Regions from separate parts of the Homo sapiens genome. Here all the other regions are linked to region 1. A link is a loop called in an ENCODE intact Hi-C map of the cell type or tissue named here. Cell type or tissue: chondrocyte. All regions are shown on one strand. Links, peaks and the distances in the headings refer to the core of each region. The heading gives the core; the rest is flanking DNA. Region 1 holds the start of LOC124903568 (a long non-coding RNA gene). Region 2 overlaps LINC02250 (long intergenic non-protein coding RNA 2250). Region 3 overlaps LINC02346 (long intergenic non-protein coding RNA 2346). Region 4 overlaps LINC02346 (long intergenic non-protein coding RNA 2346). Region 5 overlaps ATP10A (ATPase phospholipid transporting 10A (putative)).

Region 1 (5,846 bases), core at 443-5,442:
CTGAAAGTTCATAAAGCTCAGAATCTTACGAAAATAGCTTAAGCTTCTTTTTCTTTTTCTAGATGTGTTATTTTGCTCTTGCTCACATTATTTTTCATCTGCCACTTTCCTGCAGCATTGCTAAATTACTTCCCAGATTCTATTTAATCACTGGCTATACCTGAAACTACTCTATGTGTGCAGTATCAGAAATAGACCTGCTAAATATGAGACTTTGCTCTTTCCAAATTAGAGAATGACTTAATATTTGTACATTTAGCTATGAGTGAGGGTTGGAACATCGTTAGAATGCAGGTGTACCCTGATTCTCAAGCTCATAATGATTGTGCAAAATGTTGAAAGTACCAGCAATTTTCCAGAACGGATTTCTGGCCATGTCTACATTAGAGGCATATTATTATATTTTACTCAATATGCATGAAGTCAATGGATAGAAGGAAGTTGCAGAAAGGAGAGATGCCAAATTCACCTATTTATTAGAGTTGATTTTGTAATCAACACTGGGGGGAAGATTTTTCCATATATATATGTGTGTGTGTGTGTTTGTGTGTATAATCTTCCACTTTTTTTTTTTTTTTGAGATGGAGTCTCACTCTGTCACCCAGGCTGGAGTGCAGTGGTATGATCTCGGCTCACTGCAAGCTCCGCCTCCTGGGTTCATGCCATTCTCCTGCCTCAGCCTCCTGAGTAGCTGGGACTACAGGCGCCCACCACCACGCCTGGCTAATTTTTGGTATTTTTAGTAGAGATGGGGTTTCACCATGTTAGCCAGGATGGTCTCGATCTCCTGACCTCATGATCCGCCCATCTCGGCCTCACAAAGTGCTGGGAGTACAGGCGTGAGCCACCATGCCCAGCCTTCCACTTTTAAATTTAAGTCAATGGATTAATTCAACAAACACTAATTGAGCATCTACTCTGTGCCATGTGCATACTGGGGATGGTGCAAAACAATCAAGGCAGCAGAACTCCTTCTCCCAGAGCTTGCCCGATGCTTCACATCCTTGGAGCTGAGGGCTGCCTGAAGATTCTTGATCTGGTTGGGCATCTTCCCTGAGCAAGCCAGAGAGAGCTGAATTTATCCAACCTGTGCACATCATAAGTAGGGGAATCTCAAATTTGTTTCTTAATTAATTGATTAATTGTTTAATTGATACATTGTTATTGTACATATTTATGGGCTCTAATTTGATGTTCCAATACATATATACGTTGTATAAGGATTAAATCAGAGTATTTAGCATGTCCATCGCTTCATGCATTTGTCCTTTTTTTTTTTTTTTTTTTTTTTTTGAGACAGAGTCTCACTCCGTCACCAGGCTGGAGTGCTGTGGCGTGATCTCAGCTCACTGAAACCTCTGACTCCCTGGTTCAAACGATTCTCCTGCCTCAGCCTGCTGAGTAGCTGGGATTACAGGCATGTGCCACCACACCCAGCTAATTTTTGTGTTTTTAGTAGAGACGAGGTTTCACCGTGTTAGCCAGGATGGTCTCGATCTCCTGACCTCGTGATCCACCCACCTTGGCCTCCCAAAGTGCTGGGATTACAGGCGTGAGCCACGGCGCCCGGCCTGCATTTGTCATTTCTTGGTGGTGGGAACATTCAAAAGTCTCTCTTCAGCTATTTTGTAATCTATGGTATCTTACTGTTAATCATTCTCATCCAACTATGCAATAAGATACCAGAACTTCTTCCTCCTAACTGTAACTTTGTATCCATTTGTCAACCTCTCTCTGTCCTCCCCATCCCCCTTCCCAGTCACAGAAAGACAAATACTGCAGGATCTCACTTATATGTAGAATCTAAAAAAAAAAAAATTCTTAAAGTTGATATCCTAGAAGCAAAGAGTAGAACAATGGTGATCAAATTTCTGATCTATAACCTTGAACACTAGTACCATTCTGTTAAAGTACTTATTTCTAGTTTATCTAGTTTAGATTTTTAATTTGTTTTTGTTTTTGTCTTACTGTCAGTCACTACTTGCCTCACTTTTTACATTGAAATAGCCCCCTTGGGTAGTCATTAACTGCATATTTAGATGTGCCATGTCTGTTGGGTGTGAGCCTGCTGATCTGGTATTTTAAATTCTTAAATTTCATGCCAGACACGACAGACTTGAAGGGAAGCAAGTGATTACCATGGCATTCAAAGATAGAACTCTGAATGCCACCAGCAGAATGTCACCACTTGCAGTCATAGCTGAAAGCAATTGGGTAGAGCACATTTTTCTTCAGGATTTAAGAATGTAAAATATAACTGTATTTTTGATCTTTAAATTAAACCTGATGCATTCCAGGCATTAAAAACAACCACGACAACTCTATTTCTCAACCCCTCTAGAACAGGCTTTCACAAGATGGAACTAAGTCTCGGGTCTGTTGTGTGTTCATCTTGAGACCACCACTCCACTCTTTCCCTCAGGCCCAGTGGCGTGGCTTGAGACTGGATCCACAAAACGGATTAGAGATTGCAAAGTGAGCAGAGTGGTTAGCAGAAGGCAGGTTGTCATCATGGAGCTTCACCAGGACCAAGCTGGGGTCCAGAAACATCCTAGTACTGACTTGGTCATGATAGACAGTGCATCTAGACAAGCTCTGGCTCCCAGCGCCAGGCAGGATCCCAAGTGTTGGGCGAAGTCAATGGGGGGGCCCAGCCCCACTGTGTAGGCACCCAGAGGTGGTATCGCCCATGCAACATCTGGGACCCACTGATACCAAAGCGTTATTGCTACTTATCTTGAATTCAGATTCAATTGGGCATCCCATATTTTATCTGGCAACCCTATGAGAGGGCACTTCCCAGGAGCAGCAGAAGTGAGGTCCAGAAAAGCTGCCTGAGAGCATGCGTTCCACCACGGGCAGCAAGGGCAGTGGCCTCAGAGACCAACTGCTGCAGGAAGGGAAATGGTCCAAAGAGAAGGGGCCTCCTTGGCTGCCAAACGTGGTGGGCACAGAGAGAGCCTCTATTTGTCTTCCCTGAAACACGCAACTTCCCATAAGAAGGCCAGGAGGACCCCCTCCTCCTGAACACCAGAGCTGTCTTCAAGTGCAGTTCTTCTCTGGGGAAGAGCCTTGGGCTCCCCCTGGAGGTCACGAAGCGCAACAGGCCTTGTGTTGGGCAGAGCATCGCTGTCCTTCACCTCCTACGGAGAAAGAGGGGTTTCAGGGAGTAATGACCAGCACCCCCACCCCCGCCCTGCAATGACTGCTAAAGAGGTCTCCAAATAGTCCAAGTGAGAAAACAGCCAGGGTGGGGCAGGGCGAGCATGGGTTGTTTACGGCCGTTTCCACGCTGACTGGTCATCGCTTTGTGGATACTCGTGCTCATGTCCCTGGTTAAATTGTTATATACTACCCCTGGTTATAAAAGCTCGCGCTATAAAAGTGATGGGGACAGGCTGGCAGCGGGGCTGCAGAAAGCTGGAGGACTTTTGCTCCCCAAAAAGCTTGTAGCAGAGCCAGTGCATATACCTGTGAAGACCTTGTTACCGTGCATTGTAATCACTATTGCCATGCTCATGACATTTGTTTACCATGAGGTTCCTGAAGTCAAGAATGCTCCCATCACCTCTAGGGTCTGGTACACAGTAGTTACTTGAAAACAGAATCAGTGAATGATGGAAGGCTGTGTAGTTAGATAATGTCTTGAAAAATGATTAGCTAGTGTATTTTCAATTTACAGTAAAGCAGGTCACCCTGCAGCCTCCCACCCACCATATCAACAGCATTTATCACTTCTAAGAGAGGGCAGATACCACCTATAGAAACAAAAAATCCATTGCTCAATTTTTAGTTTCAATCACCCTTTTCAGAGGCCATAATGGCAAAATCCTGGCCTTCATGTGTCCAGAGCCAAATTTGGAGATCTGAGAAGAGAGCTTTGCTATGACCCATGAGTATAACAGATCCAGGCTATGAGAGGAATGCCGAGCTGGCGGGGACGGTGGTGTGAGATGTCACACGAGGAGGGAGGTGCAGACACAGTGGGCCTGTGCAGAGATGAAAACATCAGTCAGGCTCTGGGGAATCTGAGAACTCTGGGGCTGGTGCTAGCTCCTCTAGGTTCAGCATGACCCACAGCTAAGCAGAGGAGCGGAAGGATGGTTATGGAGAGTGGAAGTCCTAGACAAGAATGAACAGTTTACAGCCACTTGTAGAACTGTCTGTCTCTTTCCAGTATCTGAACTTTGACGATCTCAAAGGGCATCTCTGGGAATTTTTGAGTGTCAGCGTGCCACTCAAAGGGTGGCGGGAGGGGCACCTAGCAGTCAGTGCAGCAAGGCAGACAGGACCCGCATGCCAGCACCCTGCCTGTCTGATGACACTGATTCCGAAAGGTAAGTGCATAATTTCCTGTGGCTGCTGTACACATTATAACCAACTGGATGGCTTCAAACAACACATATTTATTCTCTCACAGTTCAGGAGGTCGTAAGTCCAAAATCAAGGTGGTGTCAGGGTTGGCTCCTTCTGGAGGCTCTGCAGGACAATCAGTTCCATGCCTCTTTGCTGGCATCCGCTGGCTGCTGGCAGTCCTTGGACACCCCTGGCTGTCGACGTGGCATTCTTACCTCTGTCTCTGTTACTGTGTTCACACAGCCTTCTCTGTGTGTCTCTCAAACCTCCGTATCCTTTTACAAAGACACCACAGGATTTAGAATGTACTCTAAATCCAAGATGATTTCATCTTGAGATAAATACATCTTAAATAATTACATCTGCAAGGCTCTATTCCAATAAAGTCACATTTTGAGGTTCTGGGAAAACATGAACTTGCGGGGACACTATTCCATTTACTTCAGTGGGATTAAGGTTCAGCATCAATTGTTGGGAAAAGACAAAGGCTCGATAGTAGGGAAATAGCTAATGTAATAAAATGAAACAGCACATCAAAATAACTCTTACACTGGGCTGGAAATATTCTTGCAATCGTGTTCTATATTGTTTGCTTTCTAGTCATAATTATACTCTGAATTTTAAGTTCATTTATAGGCATTGTATCATTAGTAGTTTTTAGGACTAATGACATTATTGTAGAGAAATAAGAGAAATTGCAAAGATAAAGTGTGTATTTGAATCATGAAAATTCAATACACGTATGGATTGCAATGGGAATTCACCTTCCATTAGTTGTCTATTCTTAAAAGCAGTGGGTGTGGAATAGGTTGAAAGTTGACGTATGTGTATAGGAAAGGAAGTCAGCACAGAAGCCTTCGGGTCAGGGCCTGTGGAGGAATCACCCACAGATTCCCCAAGGGCGTCGTTGATGGGGCCCGAAGTGTTCTCCCTAAGGCTGTCTTCTCTAAGCTGTAATTCAGGGTCCTGCTGCTTGAGGCTGCTGAAGCACTGTCACTTTGGGAGTCCCTCTGCAGACTCCCACAGCAGGATGGAGGGGCAGTGTCTGGTGGGAGGGAGAGGTGGATGGTACCAGCTGGCCCTGACGTCCTCCAGGGCATGGTTTACACTTAGGAGCAGAACCCTTCATACAAGAAGACTTGGGTCAACCTTTTTCTGTCTGTGGTGTGTCTAGAACTCGCTGCCTTATCCTGATGTATTCATCCAATCAGTTTTAAGTTGATGATGGAGATGTTGACCCACAGCTGATATTGATGACTCCTTTCCTCTAGCCCTCGTATATCTGCAGGTCTCTCAGATGAAGACAGATGGAGATCAATGCACAAGTTACAACATTAGAAAGGGGGTGGAGACCTGAAAGGAGGTGGAGGTGCCAAATGAGGGCTTTAGAAAGCTGAATATGCAGAACTTAGTTCTACACAAGTTGAGTTCCAAGTATAAGCTCCAGTGCTTCATAATTCCCCAAGCTTGACATGTAAACAAATAGGAAT
Region 2 (5,846 bases), core at 490-5,489, 750 kb before region 1:
CTAAAAAGGCAAAGGGAGGTAAGGTTTTAAGAGATTCACTATGAACTTTGACCTCAAGTCTATGGAATCCTCTTTTAGCTCATACCTCATTGTAGATTTTTTTAAAAACTGCAGTGAATTATGTTTTTTTCTATTAAAATTGCCTATAAGTTGACAGTGAGTTTATCAGAAGTCTGTCTTTTCCCATTTTGACAAGGTCTAGTGACAACTGGTAAGAACTTAGAAGTATAGTCAGCACCAGCTACTTTCAACTAACTACAGGAGGGATAACTCTGCATTGCTGTTGGTTGATACATAAGCTGAGACATGAATGATATTCACTGCATAACTGGCAATGTGGACACTAATGGGACCCTTCCCACAGGTCATGCCCGCTGTTGAGTGCACTGTATAGATGATCACATTTATTCCCCAGTGCAACTCATGGGACAGGGATTATCATCCCTATATTCAGGGAGGAAATTGAGACTCAAGAGAGGCTCAAGTAGCAGAACCAGGCTTGGATCCAGAGACTCTGACCCCAAAGCCGTGACTTATGGTGGGGAGCTCTGTTTCTTCCCAGAGGTTCTAGTGAGCAGCCTGAGGTAGTGATTTCCTCCTATGGTGACTGAGAGCTCCTACTTTATGGCATCAGATCAGGGAGGGACTCCAGCTTGATCTGGCAGCTGCAGCTGTAGACATTATTCCTGCCCTCGTGAAACATAAAGACTTGTTAGTCTAATGGTAGAGATACGACATCAGTGTAACATAATAGATACTTATTAATCAGTTGCTGTTATTCCAAACACAACATTGCTTTGTTATACTATATGTAGTCGCTTCTTCTGTATGTCTATAAATCAAATATATTTCCTTGCATCCTGAGAGGTAACAACCTAGATAAATACTTTATTTATTTATAATCCATCCACCTATTCATCTATCCAACACATATTTGGTGATTTTGATTACATTCCAGGTGCCTTTGCTAAGGATGGAAGGACATACAAAGATGTGAAAATCCAGGCACAGGCTCTTCCTCCGAGGTGGCTCAGTCTAGCAGGGGGAGACCCTCTCTGTACATAACTCTGAGGAAAGTGCGCTGGAAGAGCAGGGGTTTAGCAGAGAATGTGTTCTCACGGCAGGGGGTCACAGAAGTATTGATGAGTGAGCAGGACTTGGAAAGGGCAGATGGGCTGGTAGTAAGGACATTGCAGATGAGCAAAGGGACACTCCTGGGGAGTCTTGAGTGTGGGGGGGACTTGAGGATGTTCATGGAGGGGAAAAGCTGGGCAAGGCTGAAGAGTAGGGCAGGGCAGGGCACGGAGGGCTTGGCCCCTGGATTGGCAGCTAAGACTGAATTCAGTAGGCAGTGGGGCCATCAAAGCTTCGAGAGCTGGGGAAAGCCATGACATGGGTTTAGTGGGAAACACATATTACTTAAAGTCAGGCAGATCCTGGCTGGAATCCTGGCTCCATCTTTTTAGCTGTGTCTGCTTGGTCAGTTGCTCTCAGCCTGAGTTCCCATGTCAGTCACCTGAAGGAAATGGGCCTGCTTTGTGGTCTCATTTAGAGGTCTTGCTCAATCATGTGTGTAGAGTGCCCATGGGGCCTGGCCAGTGAGTCCTCCGAGGCACCTCAGGCTGAACCACGGGTGGCAATAGAAATGGTATGAAAAGATGGACAGCTCTCAGAGACAAGGAAGAATGACTAGAACTCGGAACCTGACAGGAGGTGTCCTTGTCCGGTGAGGGGGCTGCAGAGTGAGATGTGACCATTCTGGGCTACCTTCCCGGCAGTTCCCTGCCCAGGCATGTGGTCGCTGTGGGGCCCTGAGCCTGGGACAGTCCTTTTTTGGGGTCAGGCTTTTCTTTGGGTTATTCCTTTCAAGCCATAGTAAAACCTAGTAGTCTCTGTTTTCACACAAGTTTCTGACATCTGATGCCAGATTTACAACCTGAAGTGGCCAAAGATTTTAGGTTTTCCTTGGGGCTTAAATCAATGGTGTTGCTTGGCTTCCTCCTGTGCAGTAGGTTGGCCAAGAAAACCACCCTTTGTTCTGTCTTGAAGGGAAGGCATGCTGCTGTGTGGCTCTTGACATTTACCTTATCCCGGAGCTGAGCTTTGTCTATGGCTGTGCAGGTGGGGCGGGAATGGGAAAGACAGTCCTCTGGCACGCTTTCCACATTTGGATGGAAGACCCAGCTTCAGCTTCAAACACTTTTATTCCTGATGGCATTGTTTACAAACATGCTAGAAAAACAGAATTAGGGAACAAAATTATCTCATGATTGCTGAACTATGATGAGATTGATGCTTTTAAGCACTTCCCCTAGGGAAACCAGGCAGGAATCTTTCAAGGGGAAAATGTATCATAAGGGAAGACAATTAAAAGTTAAAACTGGCTAATGAAACTGATAAAGGGAGAATTGTTTTAATTATCGATGCTCGTCTTAAATAAATTGTATGATTTCCCAGAATAACACATCCATCATCATCAAGTATGAGGACATGACCCGATCCTGGGGTCTCACAAGGGGCTTTTGGGTGTCTCTGAGAGGACCATGATGAAGACTCAATGACATTCATGCTTCTGAACCCTGAATCCACTTCAAGATGCCATGTAAATGCTGTGCATCTTCACCAGCAGATGTCACTGTTTACATATAAAATGCAAACAGCCCCCAAAGCTTCCCCCCACCCCCACCTTTATTCTAAAGCAACACACACTTGTCCATGTTTTTTCATAAAGCCTTATTTATCATGTGGTCATTTTTGTTCTGGAAAATAATGATATTGTTTATCCCTTTAAATAGCTGTACATGTAAAGGGAACTGGTTTATGAGAGATACCCATTTCACATACTAAGCTATGCAATGACACCTCTTTTAAAAGATAATTGTTGAACACTTACTATTTGCCTGAAACCAGCTTCCCATGATGAAAGGTATCCAAAAACAGCTAAAGAGCTGTCCTTCTTTAAGGGTCTTAAAACCTCTTTTGAGAGATGACAAATAATAAAGCAACTTACAATGTTGGAAGTTAAATACTAAAACTAAAAATGAGTGTCATATTGTTTCAGGGAGATGAAGGTCTGTGGGGGCTGGAGCAGATGGAAGGCTTTAGGGAAGGAAGCCCCAAGATAATGAGGGTGAATTCATCTGGTTGAGAGTGGAAAGGTACTGTGGGTTTTTGGTTTTTTTTGTTTGTTTGTTTTGCTTTATGTGTTTTGGGGTACTTTTGCTGAGAGAATAAAGAGCAATTATGTTTGGAGGATCTATTTGTTGGAGTCATGAAGAGCAAAATGGAGGAGGACAATGTTATTACAAAATCCAGCTGCGAGAACAGCGACTCCTGCAATGGTAACTAGAAATAAGATCAGATTGGGAGGCATAAGGAAGGAAGACAAGACCGCCATGCCAGCTTATTGACAGGTACAGTCACTATGTCTTCTTGTCTTCTCAGTCCAAAATCAAAATACAAGCATTGACACATGGTCAGACACTAAAACAGAAGGTTTGAAATCAGGGCTGTTTCCAGAAACTCCAGGACATATGGATGCTGCAAATATACGGAGGAGAGAGTGACTCTCATGAACATGTAGGGTATCAATGGTGCTGCCACTGAGAGAAATGGAAGACCTGGGGAGGAAGGTTGGCTTGGACAGAAAGATGTTTTTAGTCTGATCCATGTGGTTGAAACTGATGTGGGCCACAGCATGATCTAGCAAGGCTGGAAGCTATTCAGGAGCCACTGACCTAGAAGTGGAAACGACAATAGGGAGGGGAGAGAGAAGGGCCAGGGTGTAGTCGTCAAGGTTTGTGTTTTAAGGAGCCAGCTCATTTTATTAAATTGCATACATCAATAAGTAATATCCAGGAAAGAAGAGAACTAGAAACCTCTCCCTGGTGTGGTGTACTATTAAGCATGCAAGTTTCTGCTGACTTTGCATCCTCTCTGCCTTCACATCATGGGAATTCGTGACCAGAAGCCTTCAGCCTGCACCCCTCCACCCATCCCAGGGTTTCACCATAATTACTCGGGACTCTCAAACATCTGTGCATCAATCAGCTGCCCATCATACTTGCTCACCCCTTCCAGTCTCTGGGAAAGCAACTTATTATCCAATGTGGAAGGTCTTGTTCTTGATAAGGTTCACTTTTTGAATCCTATGAGGGAGGGAGGGAAACGTGGCTGGAAGTTCAAAGCAGCCAGAGCCATTTCCAAAACACATTCTCCTTCATTTTCCGCTGACTCACTGTGGGATCTTGACAAACTCCTAACTAGAGCTGTGCCTTAGTTTGCTCAACTATAGAATCGGAAAAATGACGCATTCTTCTTAGAGTTACCTCTCAGATTGTGCTTCTGATGCATGTCAAGCCCAGTGGGGGCACACCGTTAGTAATGAGACATCTTAGCACCAATATGTGCTTTTCACATTGGGCAGGTGTCAGGAGAGGCCTGGGGTCATAGGACCAGACTGCAAACAACACAATCCCAGAATAAATCCTATTAATTTGGCATAATTGATGAAAATGAAGATTAGATATTTGACCAGAGATGAGAAATTCATGGGCATGAATGCTGCAGCTCTGATTACTTTGCATGTGAATGTGTGGTAAGAGGCAACATTTCTTTTGTTTAAAACCCTGTGCACCTAATTCACATTCAGAGAAAGGTTGTAGAATCATTCAGGCTCATTGAAAACAAGGAACCAGGATGCCAGCAAGGCCAATGTTGTTGTGAGAATGTTGAGCTATTAATTATAAAATAGCAAAACAGGGTGATTTTATTTATAGCAAACTGTTGCTAGGCAGATAATAAAGACCCCTTTCAGAGCTTGCATTTATATATACATATATATATATATATATATATGTATTTTTTTCTCACAAAAAAGTGCTAGCTTGTGTAATGATTTTTCAGATGAAATGAAAGCAGGACGAGGCTGTCAGCCCTGAATACTTGTGACTTTTAGACTAAAGTCCTTGGCATCAGCCAGCACTGCAGGATGGAGCAGGTGAGGTTCAGCAACCCTGTGAAGGGAGGCTAGGGTATTACCCGCACCCTTTAACAGCAGACTGAGTATATAAACTCTCACTAGACTGGAAGTGAGTGAGCAGCCCCAGGAAAGCCCAGATGAGCTATTGTGCCTTCCTTGGCTTCCCTACCTTCTGTTGTGCCAGGAAGGGTCGGGGAGCCTGTCTGTGGCCTTACTCAGTCAGATATCCCTTCCCTGGCCCCTCTAGAGATGGTTGCTACCTCCTTTTAGGAAGTGTGTGGGAAGGGGCCAATTTGCAAAGGTTCACTTGTGCTCAGTCCCTGCTAAGATGATCAAGCTCTTTTCAAAACTCAGGGGTTGGGCTTTTGCAGTTTCTGGATAGAAGAGGCCCTTAAATATTTGTGGAATTCATGAATGACTTCATGCATGCATTTGGTCCTGTATTTTGGTCCAAGTAGAAGATATGGTAGGTAGAAAAATACCACCTCCCCCGACAAAGACATTTCTATCCCAATCCCTGGAACCTGTACATGCTACTTGATTTGGAAAAAGGGTCTTTATAGATGTGATTAAGTTAAGGATCTTGAGATGGGGAGATCATGCCGCATTATCTGGTAGATCCTAAATGCAATCACATGTATCCCTTTAAGAAAGAAACAGACATTTAACTACATACAGAAGAGGAGAAGGTGATGTAAAGGTAGAGGCAGAGTGCTATAGACTGAATGTTTGTGCACCCTTCCCCACCCACCCAACCCTGCAAATTCATATATTGAAACCTAACCCTAATGTGATGGTTTTAGGAGGTGGGGCTTTTGGGAAGTGATTAGGTTATGAGGGCAGGGTCCTCATGAATGGGATTAGT
Region 3 (5,846 bases), core at 422-5,421, 310 kb before region 1:
AGAGGGAAAGGCAGTCCACACAGAGGACCCTGCCTCTGATGAAGCCCAGCAGCAGCCAGTGGCACGGAGTGCGGGGCCCAGTGAGCCGGGACCCACCACGCCGGGACCCACCCTGAACCTGCGCTGGCCAGCCAGCGCTGCCCGGATCTCCTGCCCTTCCCTCGCCCTCCACACCTCCCCGCCAGCAGAGGGAGCCCACTCGGGCCTCCGCCAGCCCCAGAGAGGGGCCCCCAAAGCGCAGCTGTGGGCTGAAGGGCTCCTCCAGCGTGGCCAGGAGGCCGAGCAGACGCCCAGAGCAAGCGAGGACTGTTAGCAGGTTGTCATCTCTCAAGAGCTAAGAACAAAAATGAGATAACCTGTGTGGGCTGGCCTCTCTTGTGGGAGCTTTCCCAAGCCAGGCTAGAGTCTCTGGGATGTGGATCCATGTGGAGGGAGAAGGACTTTTACCCCTTCTCATCTGAGAGGACCTTCCTTCTGAGTTTTTTTTTTTTTCCTGAGGGTGTTTATTTCTCAAGACCATGGACCCCATTCAGTCCTCATTGCGCTGTGGTGGTCTGTGTCCCACGCCTTCCGAGCGGCCTCAGATGCCAGAATGTGAAGTCAACACAACCAGAGCAGTTGTCCTGGGAGAGTTAAGGGTCTGCTCTCAATCACGGTGGGGCAGGAGGTAAACTTTCAGGCGGTTTTTTTTTTTTTTTTTGAGACGGAGTCTTGCTCTGTCGCCCAGGCTGGAGTGCGGTGGAGCCATCTTGGCTCACTGCAAGCTCCGCCTCCTGGGTTCAGGACTTTCAGACGGTTTTTTTTTTTTTTTTTTTTTTTTTGAGACGGAGTCTCGCTCTGTCGCTCAGCCTGGAGTGCAGTGGTGCGATCTCGGCTCACTGCAAGCTCGGTTTCAGGCGGTTTTTATAGGCAAACTCCTGTGTTTGCTTTTTCTTCCCTTTCTTTGCTGTTCCTAAGCGGGTTCCTCAACTTGGGAGAGAATGTGAAGGTTGGGGAGGGGGTGTAGTTTGCTGTTTGGGAATGATTCTGCTATATGGGCCTTTCAGCTCATGTCAGGTGGAGAGAAAGCCAGCTCTGAAATTTCCAGGCAGGAGCTACAGGCTTCTGCACAGGTGAGGGGAGATGCTGGTCGGTCCCAGGAGCAGCTGTGGCCTGCAGTTTCTATATCCCCAAGGTGGTGGGAGGGCCTGAGAGGGAATGGGCCTGAAGGAGCTGGAGGCCAGGCCCAGGGATCCTGCAGGCTTGTCCCACGTGATGGGACACCTGGCCTGGCATAGCCCTGTGTGAGCAGTGGGCGGAGGGCAGGGCAGTTCTCAAAATCAGAGACTGAACCTCCTTCCTGTCAGTAGAGATTGGGACGTCTATTCATTTTGTGGAAAATACTTAGAGAAAAATTAAAGGATGGCAGGCTCTGTCATGAGTGTCCCACCTGTGCTGCTGCACAGAGCTCAGCCCTCAGAGGGTTCCTGCTGTGTTCAATCCTCTCCTGTTGGTGTCTTAAATTTCACAATGACTTTCGCAAAGTGTCTCTGCGTTTCCACTTTGCACAGGCCCTGTAGATCCTGCAGCCGGGTCTGCTGGCTTGCTATTTCTTGCATAGTTGAGTCTGGTTTCAGGCAACGCTTGGCACCTGGCAACTATGTATTGACCACGACTGTGGCTCCTGCACAGGCCCTTTGCTGACAGTCTCTTTGGCCTTCCCACTCTGCGGGGAAACTGAGGCTGAGAGTGGGGAAGGCTTGACCAGTGAGGCCCACTCCTCCATGGTGACCCGAAAGCTCGTTCTCTCCTTGCAGAGCTGAGCCTGAGCATCCTCACATTTGCCTGCATTTGTTCCAGGGCCTTTCCCTGGGAGTTTCCAAGCTCCAGGTGGGCAGGAGGCCATGGGCGGGGCCTTTCTGCACAAACGTCTTTTCTTTTTAGTGTCTGCCCTTAAAGGGAGGCGGCTAACAATCTCCGCTCCTCACCTCCTCACCAGATCCCCGGCTCCATGCTGTCGCTTCCTGGGAGAGGCTCAGGCCAGGACACAGAACCCACACCCCACGGCCCGGACCGCGCAGAGCGTCCCCTCCACATAGGAGCGCCCCTTCTAGGAGGGCTGCCGCCCTCCTGCCCAAGCCCTCCAAGACAGGAAGGAAGCAGAACCTACAGAGGATCAGACAACAGGCTCAGGACAGGAAGTGCCGGGTCGGATGCTTCCTCCAGCCCGTGTATCCTGAGACCAGTGCCATGTGGGGCCGCCAGAGTCCTGCCTGGTGCCCAGCACTCCTCTTCCTGGAAACGCATCCCTGTTTAGCGTAGCAAAAATGGGGAGCTAGTAAACCTCGTGTCATGGGCTATGAATGGAGACATAAAACACTGAAAATTCTACTACTGCGAAAGTGAAACAGTCTTGCTCCAAATATGGCCTTGACTAAATTAATTATTAAAATATAAAGGGAAACAACTTCCTTTCACATACTTGGTTGAGAAAGCAACTAAAAAATTTATTTCTTCTCCCATGAGAAACACTACCTTTTAAGATAAAATTTATTTTCTGTATATTTGCATTAAGAGAAAATATGAAAATATTTAATTGACATTTTTTATTAAAAGACTATCAGCATTGAAAGACAAATTTCACAGGAAAAGCATTGAATCATTAAGTTTTGTAGTCACAAAGGTAAGTATAATTTGCTTAATGCTGCCCTCAGTTTACAATGGGTCTTTAGTATTTTCTAAGCTATAATGTGAGTTTGCCAAAATATAGCATTGGTTTGCTACATAGAATTTGCTCAGTGATAAAACACAAAGGAGTTACTTATGTTAAAATGTAAATAATAAATTTATGCAAAATTTCTGAAAGTATACATTGTAAAGACAATAAATCTTTCCATTAAATTAGTGGGAAAGGAGCTCAAAACCCAGCCGGGTGATTCATTATTTTAATGACTTCCTGCTTTATTGCAAAACCTCTCTGTTCATTCGGTGTTGGCAGTTTGAGCCCCTGTTAAGGATTTAGGCTCACAATGGAGCTTCTATAAATTTCCAGATCTCTGTCATGCTGGCATGTAGGTCATTCTCCTTTTGGAATGATGAGGAGGCTGGAAAGCGGTTGCTCCAAGGGAAGGGGGAATTTTTCAAACCCGAGCTGTCCAAGCTCAGCATGAATTGGAGTGGGCTGCTGACTCAGGGGCTAACAGAGGCAGCCAGGAAACATGCAAATGTGCAATCCCTTCTGCCAGGTCTGTCCCAGCAGGTGTCACTAAAAGGCAGCCCTGTGTGCTTCTGTCACTGTGGCAGCCTTGACAAGGAAGGTGGAAGGGAAAAGAGACCCAGTGCTGAACTCCAAGCAGAGATGGGGCTTTTCTCTCTGCATTTTTCCCCTCCCCTCCCAGCCTGCATTTCCAATAACATATTGATTTACATTTGTATTATGAAACAAAAATGGTTGTAAGCAGCTGTTCTTTCCTTTTACACACAATGCTAGCTCCTATTTACATTCCTAACTGAACAATGTCTAAAGAGGTACTTAAACTGACATGAATCACAGATGATCTTATGACCAAATGCTTAGTGCAAAAAAACACTTCAAATTGCAAGAGGAGTCCCTCTAAATATAGAAAGGACCAGTATTTTAAGAGATATGTTAACTAAAATGTGGCGATGTAAGGAGTAGAGCAGGAAGAACCTTTAGGTCCAAAACTTACAAGTCAATTTCATAGTTTCCATGGTCCTCCCTCTGGCATCTGTTTTCTGTACAATGGAGGTAACAATAGTAGCTATTCCAGAGCAGGAAAAGGCTTAGAGCAGTGCTAGAATACTGTCGTGGCTATATAAAGTTTAGCCATTTGTGTATCATAACAAATCTACAGTGTATTTTTTTATTGGTAGTCAATAATAGATTTCTTTTGGAGAAGTAGCAGCCTCCTGTCTGGGGACACCTGCAGTTCCCACTAAGTGAACACTGGTGTCTGCTAACTTTTGCCCCTATTTCTGTCAATAATTACTGTCAAGCTGTTCCTTGATTTAGCAATTTTATTTACTTTCTTTTTTTTTCTTTCCCTTTTCCTGAGACAGAGTCCCGCTCTGTCGCCCAGTATGGAGTGCAGCAGCGCCATCACAGCTCACTGCCACCTTGACCCCCGGGCCCTCGGGCTCAAGCAATCCTCCTACATCAGCCTTCAGAGTATCTGGGATACCCGTGCGGCCCACTATGCCTGGTTAATCTTTGTGGTTTTCGTTTTGTTTTTCCATTCCGGGTCTTGACTGGGAGTGTTGGCTCACGCCTGCAATCCCAGCACTTTGGGAGGCTGAGGCAGGCGGAGCACGGAGACCAGCCCAAACAGTATAGAGAAACCCCATCTCCACCAAAAAAAAATAAAATAAAAATACAAAATTAGCCGGGCATGGTGGCTCACGCCTGGAATCCCAGCCACTTGGGAGGCTGAGGCACGAGGATCACTTAAACCCGGGAGGCAGAGGTTGTGGCGAGCTGAGATCGTGCCACTGCAACAAGAGATCCAGCCTGGGCGACAACAGTGAAACTCTGTCTCAAAAATAAATAAATAAATGAAAAGAAACAGACCAGGTTTCACCAAGTTGCCCAGGCCAGTCTGAAACTCCCAAGCTCAAGCGATCCGCCATTCTCGGCTGTCCAAAGTCCTGGGATTACACTGTGAAGGTTAATTTTATATGCCAACTTGACTAGGCCACAGGGTGCTCAGATTAAACATAGTTTCTGGGTGTGTTTGTGAGTGTTTCCAGATGACATTAGCTTTTGAGTCAGTGAATTCAGTAACATAGATGGCCCCATGGAGATGGGCATCATCCAACTTGGTGAGGGCTTGAGTAGAACAAAAGGAGGAAGGGGGAATTTGCCCCCTTTCTTTCTACCTCTTTGGGTGTGCTGGGACATCCCATCTTATCTTCTCCTCCCCTGGGACTGGGATGTACACCATCAGCTCTCCTGGTTCTCAGGCCTTCTGACTTGGACAGAATTAAATCACCAGTTTTCCTGAGTCTTCCAGCTTCCAGATGGCAGCTTCTTTGCCTTCATAATCATGTAAGCCAGGACCCCATAATAAATCTCTTTTTAAGAAAATGTGGCACATATACACAATGGAATACTATACAGCCATAAAAAGGAACTAAATGATGTCCTTTTCAGCAACATGGATGCAGTTGGAGGTCATGATCCTAAGCAAACTAACACAGAGACAGAAAACCAAATACTGCATGTTCTCACTTATAAGTGGGAGCTAATAATTAAGTCCTAATTCCTAGAACCTGTAGATATTACCTCATTTGGAAAAAGCATATTTTCAGGTATGATTAAGTTAAAGATCTTGAGGAGAGATTATCCTGGATTGTCTCCGTGGGCATTAAATCCTGGCACATATATCCTTATAAGAGGGAGATAAAGGAGATTTAACTTCAGACAGAAGAGGAGGAGGCCCTGTGACCAAGAAGGCAGAGCCTGGAGTGGTGGAGCTGCAAGACAATGAATGCCAGCAGCCATCAGAAGCTGAGGAAGTCAGAGGATGGATTTTCCCCTCAGCCTCTGAGAGCATTGGCTCTGCTGATACTTAGATTTCAGGCCAGTGATACTAATTTTGGACTTCTGGAATCCAAACCTGTGAGAAAATATAAATTTCTGTTGTTTTGAGTCATGAAATTTTTGGTAATTTGCTATAACAGCCACAGGAAACTAATATACATGTTTACCTGGGTCCAGTGTGTCCTGTGACTCCTGCTTTCCTGGGACAGGCAGGCTGCGCCATGCCTGCTGGCCACCCTCCTTGGTGCTGGACGCTGCAGGCTGCTCCATGTGTGTTGGCCATTTCCTTTGGTGCTGGACAGCACTC
Region 4 (5,846 bases), core at 283-5,282, 220 kb before region 1:
TATTCCCACTTGCTTCCCTTGTTCATCATTTCTCTCCTTTCTATACCCTTATCACTTTCCATCTGTTTTCAAAACAAGCAAAGGTGCTCCCAGGTGTCATCACCTAGGACTTCTAATTAAGTGCCCTTTGAGGAATTAATACGATGAGTTGTAGGAGTTAATATGATGATCTGTACAGAGCTCCGTGGTTGTCTATTTTCCTGGTCCCCATCTCTGCAGTAGATCATTACAGAAATAGGCTTCAAACCACTGGGCGAACTATGGCATTAGTCAGGGGCAAGGCTAAGTGGCTGCAAGAAAGAGAATAACATTTCATACCTTAAGTACAAAGAAGTCTGTTTTTTTCTCACGTAGAAACCAGGAAATATAAACAGTTGTCACTAAGTATCTTTGGAGGATTAGTCCGAGGACCTCCCTCAAATACCAAAATCCAGGGATGCTCAATTCCGTGGTACAAAATGAAGTAGCGTTTGCATATAACCAAGGTACGCCCCCTCCCCGTATACTTTAAATCATCTATAGATTATATATACCACCTAATGCAAAGTAAATGCCATGTAAATAGTTGTTATGCTGTATTGTTTAGGGAATAATGACAAGAAAAAGATCTTGTATATGTTTAGTACAGGTGCATTTTTGTTTAATATTTTCAATCCAAGGTTAGTTGAATTCACAGATATGGAACCTCCAGACACGGAGGGCTGACTAAAGAAGCTCTTGGTTCCATGTGGCCATTCGAGGAGCAAGGCTCCTTTTCTCTTGTTTTCATGCCATCTGGAACTTTCTCTGTATGTGTCTGGTGAAGTGGGACTCCCGATGTGCCTGTGCCCCCGCTCTTGGGAGGGGCACAGCATGGAGAAGACTATGATGCTATCTGGCTTTTGCTTTGCATTGCTTTGTCTTTCTGTAAATGCAAATGAGAATATTGCTTTCTAATTAGAAAATGCAGATTGCTCTTAGTTCCATTTAATGTGCTTTGAATTCTGGCCCAATATTGTATAGTTGACCCTTGAACAATGCATGGGTTAAAGGTGCCGAACCCATAATAGTCAGAAATCCACAGGAAACTTTTGACACTCCAAAAAACTAACCACTGATAGCCTAATGTTGACAGAAAGCCTTATCAATCACATAAACAGTTGATTACCACATCTTTTATATGTTATATGTATTATGTACTAAATTCTTACAATAAAGTAAGAGAAAATGTTATTAAGAAAATCATAAGAGAAAATGTATTTCCTATTCATTACATGGAAGTGGATCTTCATAGAAGTTTTCATCCTCATGATCTTCACATTGAGTAGGCTGAGGAGGAAGAAGATGAGGGCTTGGCCTTGCTGCCTCAAGGGTGGCAGAGGCGAAAGGTGGAGGAGGTAGAAAGGGAGGCAGGAAGGACTTATTAAGTATGAATGGACTCTCTCAGTCCAAAACCATGTTGCTCAAAGGTCAACTGTAGATGAGAAAAATTGCTCCCAGGCTGATTTCCAATGTCTAGTAAGCGCGTGTCTACCATTGTGCTTCCAGAGGGAGATGAAATAAGAGCATATTCTTTGGGTTATCTGGAAAAACCTAATGCTCAGAATGCACCACCACCAAGCTCTATTTGCTTCCCTCTACCACCATCTGGAGCAGCCTGACTACTTACGGGAATTGCACCTCTCAAATATAATTTCCTGCATGGACTTCTGCCTTCAGTCCAGAGGTGGAAAATTGCAGGAAACATTGCCTTCACGCTGTCGCAGAGGAAAAACTCTGATAAGTTGTAGTATCATGGTGGTGGTGGTTGTTTTAAGCACACCAGAGAGCTGAGGACATAAAGAAATCTAAGCTAATTAATTTCTAGAAAGGTATACGATTTTTCCAGGTGAAAACAGACCCAGGAATGCTTTTATCCCTGGGGACAAAGTGAAATGAAGAGCAAACTTGCAACAGGATGACGGTTAGGACAGAAAAGCCAACATTTTAGCAAATGTTTAACATCCATGCATGATTTGTCATGATGGATTAGAAACCCAAGCAGTATTTACATAACAGTAGACATATATATCCATGGAACAAGACAGAGAGCCCATAAATAGATCCACACATAAATGGCCAATTGATTTGCAACAAAGCTATGAAAGCAATTCAATGAGGAAAAGAGCTTCTTTTCTATAAATGATGCTAGAACATTTGGATGTGTGTGTATGTGTGTATATATATATATATATATATACACACACACATATACATATATATGTGATATAAGATGCATTATGTTTATAAATAAAGATAAAACTATAAAGTCTTAAGGAAAATATAAAATATCTGCATATGCTTGGGAAAGATTTCTAAGACATGACACAAAATGCATTAACCATTTAAATAGATGATAAATTGAACATGATCACAATTAAAAATTTCTGCTTATGCAAAGCCACCACTTAAAAAAATGGAAGGACAAGTCATGTTTTGGGAGAAAATAGTCACTTCCTAAAAATCATGTTAGTGCCTAGTCTCAGGGCAAAAATGCTTTAAATTGCATGTTTCATTCTATTGCCTTCCAAATGCTAGTTCCATGATAAATCCTCATACTCATTTGTGGCAGCCTGAGTTGGAGAGCAGATGACCCTATTAGAACAACTGACAGCCTTTCCAATCCATACAATGTCTCAGTTTTTCTTCCATGTTGTTAAAAATAATCTCATAAACCAGAAAATCCAGCAGGGGGGTGTAGAATTCCAGTTTCTAGGACATTACACATTTATTTGGAAAATGAGTTTTTTCTTTATTGCTACAATTCAGGAATCCTGCTCAATATTGACCACAGAATAGACAGAACTTCTTAAATGCGTCTGTGACTGAGCAGTGATTAAGCAGCTTCTTTCTCTGAGCTGGTCAGTTTCTTTTCTGAGTTACTGTTAACAAGGGTGTTCTTGTGGCTGCTTTGTAAGCAAACATTGGTCAGACTGAAATTGATTTGAAACATTCACACCACTTGAATGAGTAACCAATATTATTACTAATGTTGATAAAAATAATTGAATGCAACTCTATTTTTATAAGCAGAAATTCTTTTCAAGGGGGAAAGTCTATTTTCTCTAAATTATTCAGAAATACCAAGGTGTTATGGACACATATTATATACTTAATAAGAAATACTAAGTATGTGTCTGTACCCTTATAAAATTAAATAAACATATGTAAAATGCTTCCAAAAAATATTTACAAAAGAGAGCATCAAATATCCTTCAGAAATACACACAATTTTCATAATAAAAGCAAGTTAGAACATTATGAGGCAATGTGGCCATATTGTTCAGAAACCAGACTGCCTATTTTTATTTTAAATTTATTTATTTATTTATTTTGAGTCAAAGTCTTGCTCTGTCACCCACTCTGGAGTGCAGTGGCGTGATCTTGGCTCACTGCAACCTCCATCTCCTGGGTTCAAGTGATTCTCCTGCCTCAGCCTCCCACATAGCTGGGACTACAGGTGTGCGCCACTTCGCCTGGTTAATTGTTTTTGTAGAGATGTGGTCTTGCTGTGTTGCCCACTCCAAGCCTTATGCTATCCTCCTGCTTTGGCCTCCCAAAGTGCTGGGATTGCAGACATAAGCCGCCATCCCTGGCCCAAACTGCCCATTTCAGAGAAATCCCTTCCTTCTTTGCCATCAGATCTGTTATATTTCTTTTTAGTCATTTATACTTCTGGATCAACAGAACTTAACTTTATGGACTTTCAACAAGAGCTGGAAAAATAATACAGGAAGCTGAACCAAGAGACAAAGTTACACGCACCTCAAGCACATGCCTGGAACCATAAGGTGCATCTTAGTCGCCCTGTGTTTGTGGTTCACACCTCTTTCCCTCTCTCTTCAAAACACACGTGTGCAAGAAGAGCAATGATGAGCTCATGGAAGAGGCAGTTGCTGCCCTATCTTTGGAATCAAAAGGCCTCCCTCAGGCTTTGCTGGGCCACTTTCCCGCCCCTGTAACCAACTGCAATCAGGCTTCCTGCACTCACTTCCCACCTCTGCCATCTGCCTGCCAGGGAGAGGGGATGTGCCTGGCCTCACATGGGAAGAAGGAAGAGGCATCTGCAGCGGAGAGGCATTTGCAAACAGACCCAGAGAGCAGGATTTGCGGACAGGAGGCCTGTGGTGAGGAAGAATCCTCCTGCCAGGCCCACAAGGCTGAGGCAGTCGGCCGCTTAAAACCCAGCTCCCCTAGACTTGAGTCAGGGTTAGGAGGGATCCTGATTCCTTGGACATCTTTAGGAGAAACATGGTATTTTTATGCTGCATTGAAACAAATAAATCTCTGTATGCCTTACAATTAATGAAGCAGATTTAAAGCATTTTCAATAGCTAGTATCACATTTTCAACTACTTTTCCCTTCGGTCCCTGGGCTGCGGCTGGGATGTGCCCTGACCTCTGTCATTCTGCCCCTTGTTTATTCCACTGTCTCCTGTAAAACTCCTAAAGGGTCTTATATGAAGGTGGGGTTTTTTTTGTTTTTTTTTTAAAACGAATTTTCGCTCTGTAGTCCAGGCTGGAGTGCGGTGGCTCAATCTCAGCTCACTGCAACCTCCGCCTCCCAGGTTTCAGCCTCCAGAGTAGCTGGGAATACAGGTGTGTTGCTTCCACACCCAGCTAATTTTTGTATTTTTAGTAGATACAGGGTTTCCCCATGTTGCCTGGGCTGATCTCGAACTCCTGGTCTCAAGTGATCCGCCTGCCTCAGCTTCCCAAAGTGCTGGGATTACAGGTGTGAGCCACTGTGCCTGGCCAGAAAGTTATTAAAACTTCTCCACATCTTGCTTTCCTCGCCTGTGAGCAACACCTTTTCATCTCACAGGGTGTGTGAGCTTCATGAGAGCGTCTTAATGGGAAGCCAGTACAGGGATGGCAGCAGGTTAATTGTGGTAATGATGAGGTCAGTTTCCCTCCTTCTGCAGGAGTCTCCTTGCAGGGGGAACATGCCTGTTCAAAGAAAGCCTTTATTTTGCTTTTTAAAAAAAAAATTATAAATTTTTTTTAATTTTTAATTTTTGTGGGCACATAGTAGGTGAATATTTATGGGGTACATGAAATATTCTGATACAGGCATGCAATGCATAATAATCACATCATGAGAAATGGTGTGTCTATCTCCTCAAGCATTTATCTCTTGTGTTGCAAACAATCCAATTATATACTCTTATAGTTATTTCAAAATGAACAATTAAATTATTAATGACTGCAGTCACCCTGTTGTGCTGTCAAATACTAGACATTATTTATACTTTCTATTTTTTGTACCCATTAACCATCCCTACCTCCCCACCAACCCTCACTCCCCTTCCCAGACTCTGGTAAACATCCTTCTATTCTCTATGCCCATGAATTCAATTGTTTTGATGTTTAGATCCCACAAATAAGTGAGAACATGTGATGTTTGTCTTTCTGTGTCTGGCTTATTTCACTTAACATAATGACCCCCATTTCCATCCATGTTTTTGCAAATGACAGGATCTCATTTTTTATGGCTGAATAGTACTCCATTGTGTATATGTACTATATTTTTTGTTAATTCATTCATCTGTTGATGAACACTTAGGTTGCTTCCAAGTCTTGGCTACTGTGAATAGTGCTGCAATAAGCATGAGAGTGCAGATATCTCTTTGATATAAGGATTTTCTTTCTTTTGGGTATATATCTAGCAGTGAGATTGCTAGGTTGTAAGGTAGCTCTATTTTTAGTTTTTTGAGGAACCTCTAAACTGTTCTCCGTAGTGGTTGTACTAATTTACATTCCCACCAACAGTATACAAGGGTTCCCTTTTCTCTACATCCTTGCCAACATTTGTTACTGCCTCACTT
Region 5 (5,846 bases), core at 237-5,236, 570 kb before region 1:
GTCAGATGACGGCGGGGGGAGTAAGGCAAGTGTCAAGGACCAGCCGTGACGGAACTACTGTGCATCTAGCTTGGGACCCTCCATCTGAGGGTGGAACATCAGCTAAAACTATTAATGAGCTCTGCACAGGCCTGACATGTAGCACATGCCCAACAGATCATTACTGATCGAACCACTGAGTCAGCAAATGAATCAACCAGCGAGTAAGTGGTATCAACATCCTGGTTTTTAGAACTTCGGATAAATTGTTCCCTAAAATCTCCACCAACCCAAAAATGTTGTGATTCATACTTAATCAAATGTTGGAAACTGTTGTAATACTAAATCCAAAAGCAGCACATTTTTAGTTAAGTCATTTGTTCAATGTCTGACTCCCAGACCGAGAGTGAACACAGTGGCAGAGGAAAGATGCAGAGGTGAACTTCCATGTGAGTGAGGATGGCTACATTCCACCTGTACAGTGACGCCAGGCTCCACCTACATCAAAGGCATTTTTTCAAATGGTATTGCTCCGTGTTCACGGACAGTAAAAAGTGCCTGCTGGGACCGAGCCATCGAAAGCCAGACAGAAGGCGATGACTCACCTTGCCTCTCTCTGAACCACTTATTTCACAAAAATAGACTTGTGACATGGGAAGACATGCTTATTGCACACTGCTTCATAAACAGGAAGAATGGCATTCCTCCTTACCTTCCACTAGTGGCTTAGCAGCTGTATTGAGCATCAGCTATATTAAGGGCAAACCCTTTAGCCTCGTTCAGTAGAGCCCAGAGGAAGTCGGGGACAGCCCACAGGGTGACAGGACAAGAGGTCAGTAGGGCCAATTGGTCACACAGAATAGCCTGATTGGTCTTTACCTGCATACCCTCCTGGCCGGAGATTCCCACACCCACATCTGCCACCTGGATCATGCTGACATCATTGGCTCCATCACCTAGAAACAGCACAGGCAAGAAGAATTGTTTGATTCTAGAAACAGCACAGAATCAAATCAATGTGCTAGATTTTCTTGGGAGTCCCCGCTGAACTCAGTCCTGTGAAAGCGTCCTGGGGAAGATGGGGGAAAAAGGAGTAGAGCATCCACCCTGGGAGAATAGAGTTAAGCATTCAGAATAAGCTAGCGACACCAGGAGATGTTTCGGAAAGCGGGCTGGAGCTGAGCCACCTGGTACATGGCGCCTGCTCTGCAGTGCCGCTCTTACACCAGTAAAACCCTCATCCTGCTGTCTGGCACAAGGAAAGATGCTATCATCATCTTCATCATCATTAGTTACTGAGCCACTCCAGCCAAGCAGCCAAGGCTACTCCCAGCCACACTTCCCGGGCAGTTTCTAAACTAAGGGAAGGAGGTTAAATTCAGCCCAGCACGTTGTGGAGCTCTTTTTTTTGCATATGGATTGCCACAGTATTAGCCATTGTGCTCACTTTGGGGCCCTCTAGGGGTGCAATAAAGGAGAACTTCTCTTCATTCTGTCAATTTGTTGATAGAAAATGTTTAGGAACACAGAGCATGGTCAGATATCTGGACACCTTCGGGGAAAGGACAGCAGAGTCATAAAGTTGTTATCACTCCGTGACGGTCACCATTCTTGGAACTGGGCAGCAGAAGAGCCCAAATCAGGGCATACATCCCAAGTTGCACAAATGAGAAAAGGTGCAGATACACAAAGTTAGAATGACTTGTAGTGTGACTACAGGATGTCTCTTCCCTGTGATTTTCCTGTTCTTTATAATGTTGAGACCAATATTAACTGATCAGTTAATATATATCAAATTGGAATTCTCTGAAGCAATAAAAATCTGTACAGCTTTCCCCAGAATGTCCCATTTAAAATGAGATACGGTAAAACATGAGATATGGTATGCAACGATGCTCTCTACATTATAAACCACTGGGCACTAGGAGTAGGTCACATTGATGCTTTAACGCATTCTTTCTTTCTTTCTTTTTCTTTTGAGACAGGGTCTCACTCTGTCACCCAGGCTAGGTGGGAGTGCAGTGGCATGATCATGGCTCACTGCAGCCTCAACCTCCTGGGCTCAAGTGATCCTCCCACTTCAGCCTCCTGAGTAGGTAGGACTACAGGTACATGCCACCACACCCAGCCAGGTTTTGCATTTTTAGTACAGATGGGGTTTCGCCCACCATGTTGCCCCAGCAGTTTTTTTTTTCTTTTTTTGAGACAGGGTCTCTCACTCTATTGCCTAGGCTGGAGTGTAGTGGTGTGATCACGGTTCACTGCAGCCTTGACCTCCTGGGCTCAGGTGAGCCTCCCACCTCAGCCTCTCAAGTAGCTGAGACTGCAGGTGTGTGCCACCACACACAGCTAATTTTTTTTATTTTTTGTAGAGATGGGGACTCACTATGTTGCCCAGGCTGGTCTCAAACTCCCGGGCTCAAGTGATCTTCCTGCCTTGGCCTCCCAAACTGTTGAGATGACTGGTGTGAACCACGTGCCCAGCCATGTGCTGATGTTCTTATGGGTCATTACTTTCCCGTTTTCTTTTGAGATTCCATTCTGTGTTTCCTTTTCTTTTTAATCTGCCAAGGATTTCCTTCCACTTCTTCAGGAATACCAGACACCAGTGGCTACGCGGCTGAGGCAGGCACTGGCCAGGCCAGGGAAACATCATTCACGTCTTACTGTGTACTGTGGCCTTTCAGGGCTGACGTTGTCCTCGTGCTCCCAGGGAAGGACGCTGACGCTCAGAGGAGGAGGCTGGGACAGGGGTGGTGCAGGTCAGCCTGAAGACCGTTTCCAGCTCCTCAGGGAAACCTGAGGGCCACCCCAGGCACATGAAGGCAAAGATGGCCTCAGGACAGGCCATGGCTGTTAGGTTCCCCGGGCCTCCTGAACACGTGCCCTGTGCCCACTCTCCTTAGCGGTTACTGGCCTCAGGGTGTGTAGGGCAGGGTCCCCATGACGACCGTGTTCAGGCCAGTGCTCGCTCTCCTCACTGCCACTGTAACCCAGGCTCAACAGCGGTCTCCTCTGGCCAGGTGAGGTGCCCACTGTGAACAGGCAGCAATCTCCATGTCAACAAGCAGGGGCTGTCACAGACCTTTTGCAGAAAATACTGCCAACACTGGCTGATTGATTGGCGAGGGTACTTGATTTCTGATCCAGTTCTCACCTAGGAGTAGATTCTATTTACAGGGAGGCCCAATTGTTGGCATGTGGGGGTCACGGCCACTGCTTCCTTCCTGGCCCTCACCAGGAGGTGGTGCTGCTGAGCCCCTGAACCTGTGCTAGAGACTCTGCCTGCACTAGAAGTGGGCAGAGAGGATGTCCTGGAAGGAGGCGAGTGGCCACCATCCCCTCCCTGGAGAGGAGCAGACAGGGCTCTCCAGGCCAACAGTGTCTGCCAGGAAAAACCACCATGAGAAACACAGTCCTTAAATAACTGGTGTAAAACTGAGCAGTGATGCGTATCTGATGATGGACTTATTTACTCAGAAGCCTGTCCCAGAACCATCAGCACAGCTGACAGGAGGCAGTGGGAATTCTGGTCACCAAGCCTCTGGGCCCTTAGGGCGTTACAAAGCCTTGGACACCCGGAGGCTCATGGTGACCAGAAGCAGCTGCAAAGGACCTTCTAAGTTGGCCTGGGCTAAGGCTGAGTGTGTAGTGCCCTCTGCTGTGGCCAGGACAGACTGGGACAGGCAGGTCTCTTGTGTGCTGTCTCCTGAGAAACAGGGTAAGCTCCATCTTGTTGCCGTAAAGCAGCACCGGATTACTGACCTTGCAGCATGAACCTGTAACTCTGCTACTCTCTTTTGTGGCTTTCCAATGTAAACTTTACCTTCGGAACATGTTGCCTGCTCTATCACACTGGGTGTGATTTTACACACAGAAAGAAAGGTGAGGAAGTGTTTTCCCATCTCGTGGTGTAGCATGGAAGGGTAGAGGAAGTTTGGGTCCAGCTGGGAGGAGGCCGTCTGGCCAGCTGGGATACTTGCCTATGGCCAGGGTCATGGCCTTGAGCTTGCTCCGCACCAGCTTCACCACCATGCTCTTCTGCAGAGGCGTCGACCGACAGCAGAGGACGGAGCGGCACTGCTTGGCAAGGAAGAGGAATTTGTCCTCCAGGTTTTTCTCGAGAGCGTAGGCCAGGCTTCTCCCATCGATCACGAGGCTGGGTCTGCGGCCAGAGGCAGTGGACGTGGAGGGTGGGCAGAGAGAGGAGAACCTCATGCTCACTTTGCCCTTGGTCTTCTCAGGGGCTCTCTGGAGGCCTCTGGACTGCACGTAGCATAGGCACTGGTCTAGCAGGGCTGCACACGCCTCCTGAAAGGGACATGAGAGGACAGCGCAGTTCCCTCAGAGTCATGCCACAAACATCCCCGCCCTGGCTCAACACCTCTGGAGCTGACATCCTTCCGGGCTCCAGGCTGCAGTACCCGCCTGCCCAGAGGCCACCCTCCAGAAACTGTGAAGTTCAGCCGGAGAGGATGACTTTCCCCAGAGAAGAGACTGAATTGGTGGCCAGGCACCGTGGGTGGCTCACTCCTGTAATCCCAGCACTTTGGGAGGCCGAGGCGGGTGGATCACGAGGTCAGGAGATCAAGACCATCCTGGCTAACACGGTGAAACCCCGTCTCTACTAAAAATACAAAAAAATTAGCCAGGCGTGGTGGTGGGTGCCTGTAGTCCCAGCTACTCGGGAGGCTGAGGCAGGAGAATGGCATGAACCTGGGAGGCGGAGCTTGCAGTGAGCCAAGATCATGCCACTGCACTCCAGCCTAGGCGACAGAGCGAGACTCTGTCTCAAAAAAAAGAGACTGAACTGGTCTAGGTTTCTCTAAGATCTTACTTGATCACCCATGATACAGTGCAGAGGTTGGAATGGACCATCTTCACTTTGGGAGGCCATACTGTATTATTGTGAAATTGCTGGATAGTTAGACTGAAGGCCCTCCATGTACTTCTTGATAGTTCTCAGAGGCCCTTACCTAACCCCCCAAGGACTAACTGCAGGACACAAAGCTCTGCAAAAGGCTTTGTTATGATTAGCCCCTAAAGAAATGCAATTTTCAGTATCCTCCCTAAGTTCTCCAATTCTGCCAGGAAAAGAAAAAAAAAAAAGCACAATTACGGAGGCTTTTAATAGGCAAAACTTGATCTGGATTCCAGAGAAAGGAGGAAAACCTACGGTGGTAGCAGCACTAGGGATCAGGGGCAGGAGCTGGAGGCACAGGAGGGACCACCGTCTCCAGGAACAAACACGCTCCGGGGAGCCTGGGCAGCTCCTGATCCTCCGCAGACCGTGAGTCTGCTGGGTCAGTGACCAGTGCCCTGCAACACACCACGGAAATCCAGCTGTGTTCAACACACGCTTACTGAGGATCCTTTGTATTCAGAAAATGAAGCCAGACTAGAGAAAAGAAGACTGAAAAGACACAGTTACTGCCGTAGGGGGAACAGACAGCTGATGCACACACACTCATGGCTGCAGCAAATCACCAACCAGGATGTGCGAAAGTGTGGAGATGGATAGGAGAGGGAGAGCTTTGCTTCCAGGGCATGGGGTGGGATATGGCAGTAACTGGGGAAGGCCTTGAGGAGAATGCAGGATGCCATCACAGGAACTCCATGAGCTCCCTGGACTCCCACAGCAGTGGAGACTCCTCCTTCATCCCGTTGCTCCCACTGACTTCAGGCGGCACTTGGGCAGGACGCATAGGCTCATTACTGCAGAGCTCTGAGAGGGAGTAGCAGCCGATGGACCGGGAGAGGAGACAAGTGTGCTAAGGACACTGAATGGGTGGTGGGTATGTCACTGTCACTCTGGTAGCCCCTGGCTTAGCCCAAGGCACCAGGGAACCTGGACGTGGGCTCCAAGG

The links. A loop is a pair of places that touch in the nucleus more often than their neighbours do. Peaks named below come from ENCODE experiments on the same cell type or tissue, not always from the same donor. Only the 100,000 strongest peaks of a DNase experiment are listed, where the experiment ranks them.
Region 2: it touches region 1 in a loop (10-fold over the local background); 33 of 110 quality-filtered maps call a loop at or near these places.
Region 3: a loop joins it to region 1, with 4 times the contacts of the local background. A loop is called at or near these places in 5 of 110 quality-filtered maps.
Region 4: a loop joins it to region 1, with 4 times the contacts of the local background. A loop is called at or near these places in 7 of 110 quality-filtered maps.
Region 5: it touches region 1 in a loop (4-fold over the local background); 2 of 110 quality-filtered maps call a loop at or near these places.

Annotation. Positions count from the first base shown.
Region 1 is chr15:26,257,639-26,263,484 of GRCh38, forward strand. It overlaps LOC124903568 (a long non-coding RNA gene), which reads left to right and starts at 4,034. Exons shown (of 2, transcript XR_007064787.1): 1 at 4,034-4,337. RefSeq lists an enhancer at 2,730-3,229. In chondrocyte, for the core only: CTCF peaks have their summits at 3,085 (motif pointing left) and 3,286; no DNase peak of the experiment used is centred there.
Region 2 is chr15:25,505,975-25,511,820 of GRCh38, forward strand. LINC02250 (long intergenic non-protein coding RNA 2250) reads right to left here. Exons shown (of 5, transcript NR_187215.1): 3 at 2,085-2,232. Among named protein-coding and RNA genes, the nearest start is that of UBE3A, 70 kb to the left of the region's middle. In chondrocyte, for the core only: a CTCF peak has its summit at 2,616 (motif pointing right); no DNase peak of the experiment used is centred there.
Region 3 is chr15:25,944,384-25,950,229 of GRCh38, forward strand. All of the region lies in intron 1 of LINC02346 (long intergenic non-protein coding RNA 2346), which reads left to right. Among named protein-coding and RNA genes, the nearest start is that of LINC02346, 45 kb to the left of the region's middle. In chondrocyte, for the core only: a CTCF peak has its summit at 3,243 (motif pointing right); no DNase peak of the experiment used is centred there.
Region 4 is chr15:26,034,858-26,040,703 of GRCh38, forward strand. All of the region lies in intron 2 of LINC02346 (long intergenic non-protein coding RNA 2346), which reads left to right. Among named protein-coding and RNA genes, the nearest start is that of TRE-TTC2-2, 45 kb to the right of the region's middle. In chondrocyte, for the core only: CTCF peaks have their summits at 2,712 and 2,913; no DNase peak of the experiment used is centred there.
Region 5 is chr15:25,690,857-25,696,702 of GRCh38, forward strand. It overlaps ATP10A (ATPase phospholipid transporting 10A (putative)), which reads right to left. Exons shown (of 21, transcript NM_024490.4): 14 at 3,963-4,290; 15 at 859-935. Among named protein-coding and RNA genes, the nearest start is that of LINC02250, 110 kb to the left of the region's middle. RefSeq lists enhancers at 4,324-4,824, 5,811-5,846. In chondrocyte, for the core only: CTCF peaks have their summits at 1,460, 1,660, 3,205 (motif pointing right) and 3,405; a DNase peak (open chromatin) is centred at 4,145.